Linked DNA regions of Homo sapiens: region 2 is linked to region 1. A link is a contact called in ENCODE Hi-C data. All regions are on one chromosome and are shown on one strand. Each heading gives the region's core, a stretch centred on a gene start or an enhancer-like site at or near the end of the contact. The rest is flanking DNA. Distances are from core to core; before and after follow the strand shown.

Region 1 (2,700 bases), core at 40-2,539:
AAAAAGAATCCTAATTCTGAAATGTCCAATTCCATCCAGTCCACTGTGAAAGCACTCTCCGCAGTCTCCTTAACAGTCAACTCTAAACAGTTTCATTAAGAAAGCAGTTAGATCACATGGCAGCCTGTCCCAGCTTAAGGAAGTTTTGAGGCTGATCTGATTCTTTGCTTTCGCAGCCTGATTCTGCTAAAAGTGCAAGCCATCCTTCCTAGTCATGCTATCATCCCTGCTGAAGACCCCCCCTCTCTCCTCTCTCAAAGTGTCTTCCCATGCAGGAATGTCCGTTGATGTAGATTACAAACCTTTCACATTCCTGGTTCTCTTACTCTTACATGTGTTTGGAGCATCCTAAATTGCCATAACTATGGTACAGCTTTCACTTTTACAAGATTCCTCTGTACCAGCACTGAGATTGCTACTCTTACACATCATCTTACTGAAACTCACAAAAATCCTATAAAGTGGATGATGACATCCCTGTAGAAAGACTCAGAAAGGTTAAATAAACTGCCCGGGTCACGTATCTAAAAAGTGGCAGAGCCTGGTCCCAAACCTAGGTTTGTTTGATTCAATTAGCCAAAGCTCCAAGCCCACTACTATGCCTACTTGGTAGGGCTGTTGATGACTCTCAATTCTCAGTGTAACTCAAAACAAAACTCTGCTTCTACTTTCATTCATTTTCTTCTTTACAAACGAAAATCCCAGACTTCATTCTAAAGAAATTTCACTTGCTTTTGAATCCCAGTAAATGTGACTGAGGCTAAGGTCAAATCACGGTTTGCCTCACCCAACGAAAAGCCCCCCAGAAGATGCCGAAGAACCAACGTCCTCAGTGGAACAAGACTCTACCTCCCCGCTGCACTCTGCCAGCCATGTGGCTTGGGGCCACGAGGCTCCCACGCTGCCGCCGCTGCACAGGTCACAAGAAAAAAGCAACAAGACTCAGCGATATCTACTCAGACATGGAGGAAGGTAAGCGACCGAGGCCGCAGGCTTTCTCTGGTCACTGCCGAGGGGTCGGCGTAAAGGCCTTGCAGACACTGGACTGGCGGACCCCCAGACTTCCCCACCTGGAAACCTAAGCACGTCAGGGCCTGAAGCCTTGTGGTCATCTCAGCCCGGTCCCCGCCCCAAGCCCGGAACTCACAGCTCCTGTCGCTTTGGCGAACTTATTGGCCACCTCTGAGAGTTGGTTATCGCGCAGGAAGCCGAGCACGAGGGGATACAGGTCGCTGGGAACCACGCGGCGAATGCCGGCGTCCGCCATCCTCCAGGCAATACGCGTCACTACCGTTGTCGACGCAGCACGACTCAGGAACCCAACAGGGGCAGTGGGCGGGCCTGTGTTACGTCATTGCGCCGCGCGGGCGCATAACGGAAAGGGTGGGCTCCACAGGGCAGTCCCACCTTCACCTCAGAGGTAGGGTAGACGGGAAATCTATAAACTCTTTCCGGTCCCACGCGTATCGCCATCTTGGTTAAGGGCGGAGCCCACCGGCCGCCAGCTTGTGGAGGCGGAGCTCTGACGTCAGGGATCACGCCCTCGGCGTGGCGGGAAAACTCGGGACTTCCCGCGCAGTCTTTCTGGGGGAGGTACCTTTTCTCAGAGCAGCGGTTTCCCGCGCCCCTGCTGGGACTCGGATTCCAGAGTAATGAGTGGACAAGCGGGCTCGAACAGTTGTTCTACAAGATCTCCCAACCGCCCCCATGGCGTACTGGCACGGCCAATGGATTCTCGCCCTTCATCTTCACTGCCTCCAATACCCAGGGAGGCCCTTTCTGATACCATCCCAGCCTCCAGACTCCTGCCTCTGCTGCAGAAGATCCTTCGGGTTATCCGTCGTGAGGGTGGGAGGTGTTGATTTCCCAAGCTGCCCCTCCCATCTCCCTTATATTCCGCCTTAGGTCAGCTCCATGAAGAGGAAAGGTGTCATGCACCAAACCTGAATCACACACAGCAACAATCTATTCAAGCTGAAGAGATTGTTGAAAATAACCCTTCTTCCTCCGGGATCAGAGTTCACACTCTGCCTTTGTCATGAGTAACTCCAGTATCAATGCCTTTGTCATGAGTAACTCCAGTATCAATGCTCAGACCTACCAAGTTAATTCCAAGTTCTGCCACATTCCAGATATTAGCAGTTAGCAATCCCTTCAATCCTACCCACTACCCCTTGGCTACCTCCCACTAATGCCGCTCAGGAAAGATAAGGATCCTCATGGGAACACACCCCCCTCTCCTATATAAAATTGGCCAGGCATAGTGGCTCACAACTGTTATCTCAACACTTTGGAAGGCCTAGGTGGGAGGATCCCTTGAGCCCAGGAGTTAAGAGGCCAGCCTGGACAACACAGTGAAACCCCCCTATCTCTACAAAAAATTTTTAAAATTAGCCAGGTGTAGTGGCATGCACCTGTGGTCCCAGCTACTTGGGAGGCTGGGGCAGGAGGATCAACTGAGCCAGGGAGGTCAAAGCTGCAATGAGCTATGATCCTGCCACTGCAATCCAGCCTGGGCCACAGAGTGAGATCCTATCTCAAAAATCAAAAACAAAGCTGGGCACGGTGGTTCATGCCTGTAATCTCAGCACTTTGGGAGGCTAAGGTGGGTGGATCACCTGAGGTCAGGAGTTCAAGAACAGCCCTGGCCAACATGGTGAAACCCTGTCTCTACTAAAAATACAAAAAAAATTAGCCAGG
Region 2 (2,700 bases), core at 193-2,692, 1.2 Mb before region 1:
AAGCTTGACAGGTAGAAAGGGAATGTGAGAAAAGACATGGATGGGAAAAGCCTATTATTTCAATAAACACCAGCAATTTCCCTATCAAACAACTGCTCAAAGGCTTGCTGTTGTCTCTGAGGAATTATTCAACTAGACCACTGGGAGATTAAAGCATAAAAATTGAAGTTAAATTTTAAAGAAGGCCGGGCACCATGGCTCACACCTGTAATGCCAGCACTTCGGGAGCCCGAGGCGCGTGGATCATCTGAGGTCAGGAGTTCGAGACCAGCATAGTCAACATGGCGAAACCCCGTCTCTACCAAAAACGCAAAAATTAGCCGGGCGTGGTGGCCTGCGCCTAGTCCCAGCTACTAGGCAGGCTGAAGCGTGAGAATTGCTTGAGGCCGGGAGGCGGAGGTTGCAGTGAGCTGAGATCATGCCGCCGCACTCCAACCTGGGAGACAAAGTGAGACTCTGTCTCAAAAAAATTAAAGGAGAAGTTGGGCTTTTTTGTGGAAGACCTTGAATTAGATATGGGTAGTTTGCTTTGGCAAGTCAGAGACTTAAGCAGGGAAAGCGAGAGAACAGTAAGCAAGAAAAATATACTGCAGGCTATAGATTGGACATGAAGAGAGACAGTATTGAAGGCAAGTAAATTCGGTAGAAGGATTCAAATGCACTGTTTCCTGTTATCTCAGTGACAGAAAAAAAAAAAAAAAAAAAGGATTCAAATGCAGTACAGCAGAGAAACCATGAGAACCAGAACTGGGTATAAGTGAAAACAGAAGACAGGAGAGGTTAGTTCTGACAGACACTTGGTAATAAGACTCTACAAGGGCTTTAGACTAAAGAAGTGATGACCGGGTGGGGCCAAGGATATGGAATCAGGGATGGGTATATGATTCATAGAAACAGGAAAGTTTGGGGGGTCTAGTTTGCTGATAATTTCACCCTTAATTTCCTTTCAAGCAAGGGGAAACTGAGGCTCTGAAAAGTAAGGCGATCCAGGGGCACAGAAGATACTTAGGCTACTTTCCGAACACAAAGCCTGGGGTTACAGGGGCTGCTACAACAGAGCCGGCTTCGAAGCGGGGCTAAGGTGGCCGAACCACACTCATCTAGCGTGTGCCTGGCAGGGAACCAGGCCTGGGACAGACCTGACAGCCATGAGGTTTCCTCCTTTTTCGCCTCTGCCTTTACTCACCAGCGCCACGGCGTCTGCACCCAGCTACCACTAACCTCGCGCCGCGGTACTCACACACGCGGAGACCAGGATACCCACAGTCCAGTGCAATTCTTCCGGAAGTGTGGGCGGGCTCAACACCCTACTTCCGTTGCTGTGTTGCGGAGGTGACCTAGAGACAGGAATCGGAAGGGCGGGATTTGGAGCCATAGCCAATCGTCGCATTAGGCCGAATCGCGGGGGCCGGCTAAACGCGTGCGGGGGAGGTGGCTTCTTCCGGCCGGGCCGAGAGGTGGTTACATTCGTTGAAGGACACCAGCTGCGGAATTTGCGGCTTTGGCAGGTGGGTGAAGAGGGGAGTCCGGGCTTGGACCTGGCGCCTGCACGTTGCAGGACCGCCCGCCGTTTCTGGCCGAGGAGCAACTCGAGTTCTTAGCTTTGGAGGAGAGAAACGGTGGGGAATGGGAAAGGAGCTAGAAAAAACGAGGGGCGCAAGGGGGCGGCCAGCGGGTGAGAAGCCTCGAGGTGAGGCGGATAGGTGCGCCCAAGGGCTCCCACAGTTTCCGAAGACCCTTAGATTGCATTCGCCAGTGGAGAAAAATGAGGCCCTCCGCGAAGCGTCCCTCGAGGTCACCCAGTGACGTAATATTGGACGAGGACTAGGGCTTCTGATCCCCATCACCGGCCGAATTAACCTCTTTTCTTCTGTATGTCCATAGCTGTTTGTTCCCACCGAGCTGTGCTTTAGGAAGCTGGCCAGCCGGGCCTCCTTTAGGTGCGCTGCAGCCTTTTTCAAAGCGAGTGAATGTGGCCCGGCCCCTACAGTTCGCCAGGCCCGCTGTAAAAGGGTTAGATTTCAGTCTATAGACGATCAGTGGGAAGGCCTTTCCTAGGAGGTAACCAGAACAGAGAGCTGTAAACTCCGTGAATGCAAGAGGCTGCTTCTGTTACCTGAGTGGTTCTCACTCATCTTTGCCTTCCTTACCTCGTGATCTCACCATTCCAGGTAGGTGTTAAGTTAGAAAGGAAAATAGCAATATCGAGGAACAGAGAAAGTAACAAGAGCTACTGGTCACTTTGGACCTTTAATAAAGTGCCCATCTCACAGGTGGAGAGAGGCACGGAAGGATTAGTTACATTTAAGAGCAGTTAGTGGCCGGGCGCGGTGGCTCACGCCTGTAATCCCAGCACTTTGGGAGGCCGAGGCGGGTAGATCACCTGAGGTCCAGAGTTCGAGACCAGCCTGAGTAGTATGGTGAAACCCCGTCCCTACCAACAATACAAAAATTAGCCGGGCGTGGTGGCGCGCGCCTGTAGTTCCAGCTACTCGGGAGGCTGAGGCAGGAGAACCGCTTGACCCCGGGAAGCGGAGATTGCAGTGAGCTGAGATCGCGCCACTGCACTCCAGCCTGGACGACAGAGCGAGACCTTGTCTCAAGAAGGGCAGTTAGCAACTTAATTAAAACATACCACCGTTTAACAACATTAAATCACAACTAGGAGTCTTACAAAGGGCACTGTAAACACAAGGGTTC

Evidence for each region. A loop is a pair of places that touch in the nucleus more often than their neighbours do. Pooled maps may share reads with other maps.
Region 2: a map of B cell shows a loop between it and region 1 (25-fold over the local background). The contact joins the promoter of ATP5MK here to the promoter of NOLC1 in region 1. A Hi-C loop is called at or near these places in 2 of 168 maps with a recorded cell type or tissue (B cell and CD8-positive, alpha-beta T cell) and 11 of 50 pooled maps.

The regions. Positions count from the first base shown.
Region 1 is chr10:102,150,978-102,153,677 of GRCh38, reverse strand. NOLC1 (nucleolar and coiled-body phosphoprotein 1) reads right to left here and starts at 1,289. Exons shown (of 13, transcript NM_004741.5): 1 at 1,148-1,289. The coding sequence starts at 1,267. RefSeq lists enhancers at 1,179-1,228, 1,399-1,698, 604-1,803.
Region 2 is chr10:103,395,217-103,397,916 of GRCh38, reverse strand. It overlaps ATP5MK (ATP synthase membrane subunit k), which reads left to right and starts at 1,442. Exons shown (of 5, transcript NM_001206427.2): 1 at 1,442-1,508; 2 at 1,885-2,171. PDCD11 (programmed cell death 11) reads right to left here and starts at 1,291. Exons shown (of 36, transcript NM_014976.2): 1 at 1,187-1,291. RefSeq lists enhancers at 1-305, 306-807, 1,465-1,714, 1,865-1,954, 1,347-2,179.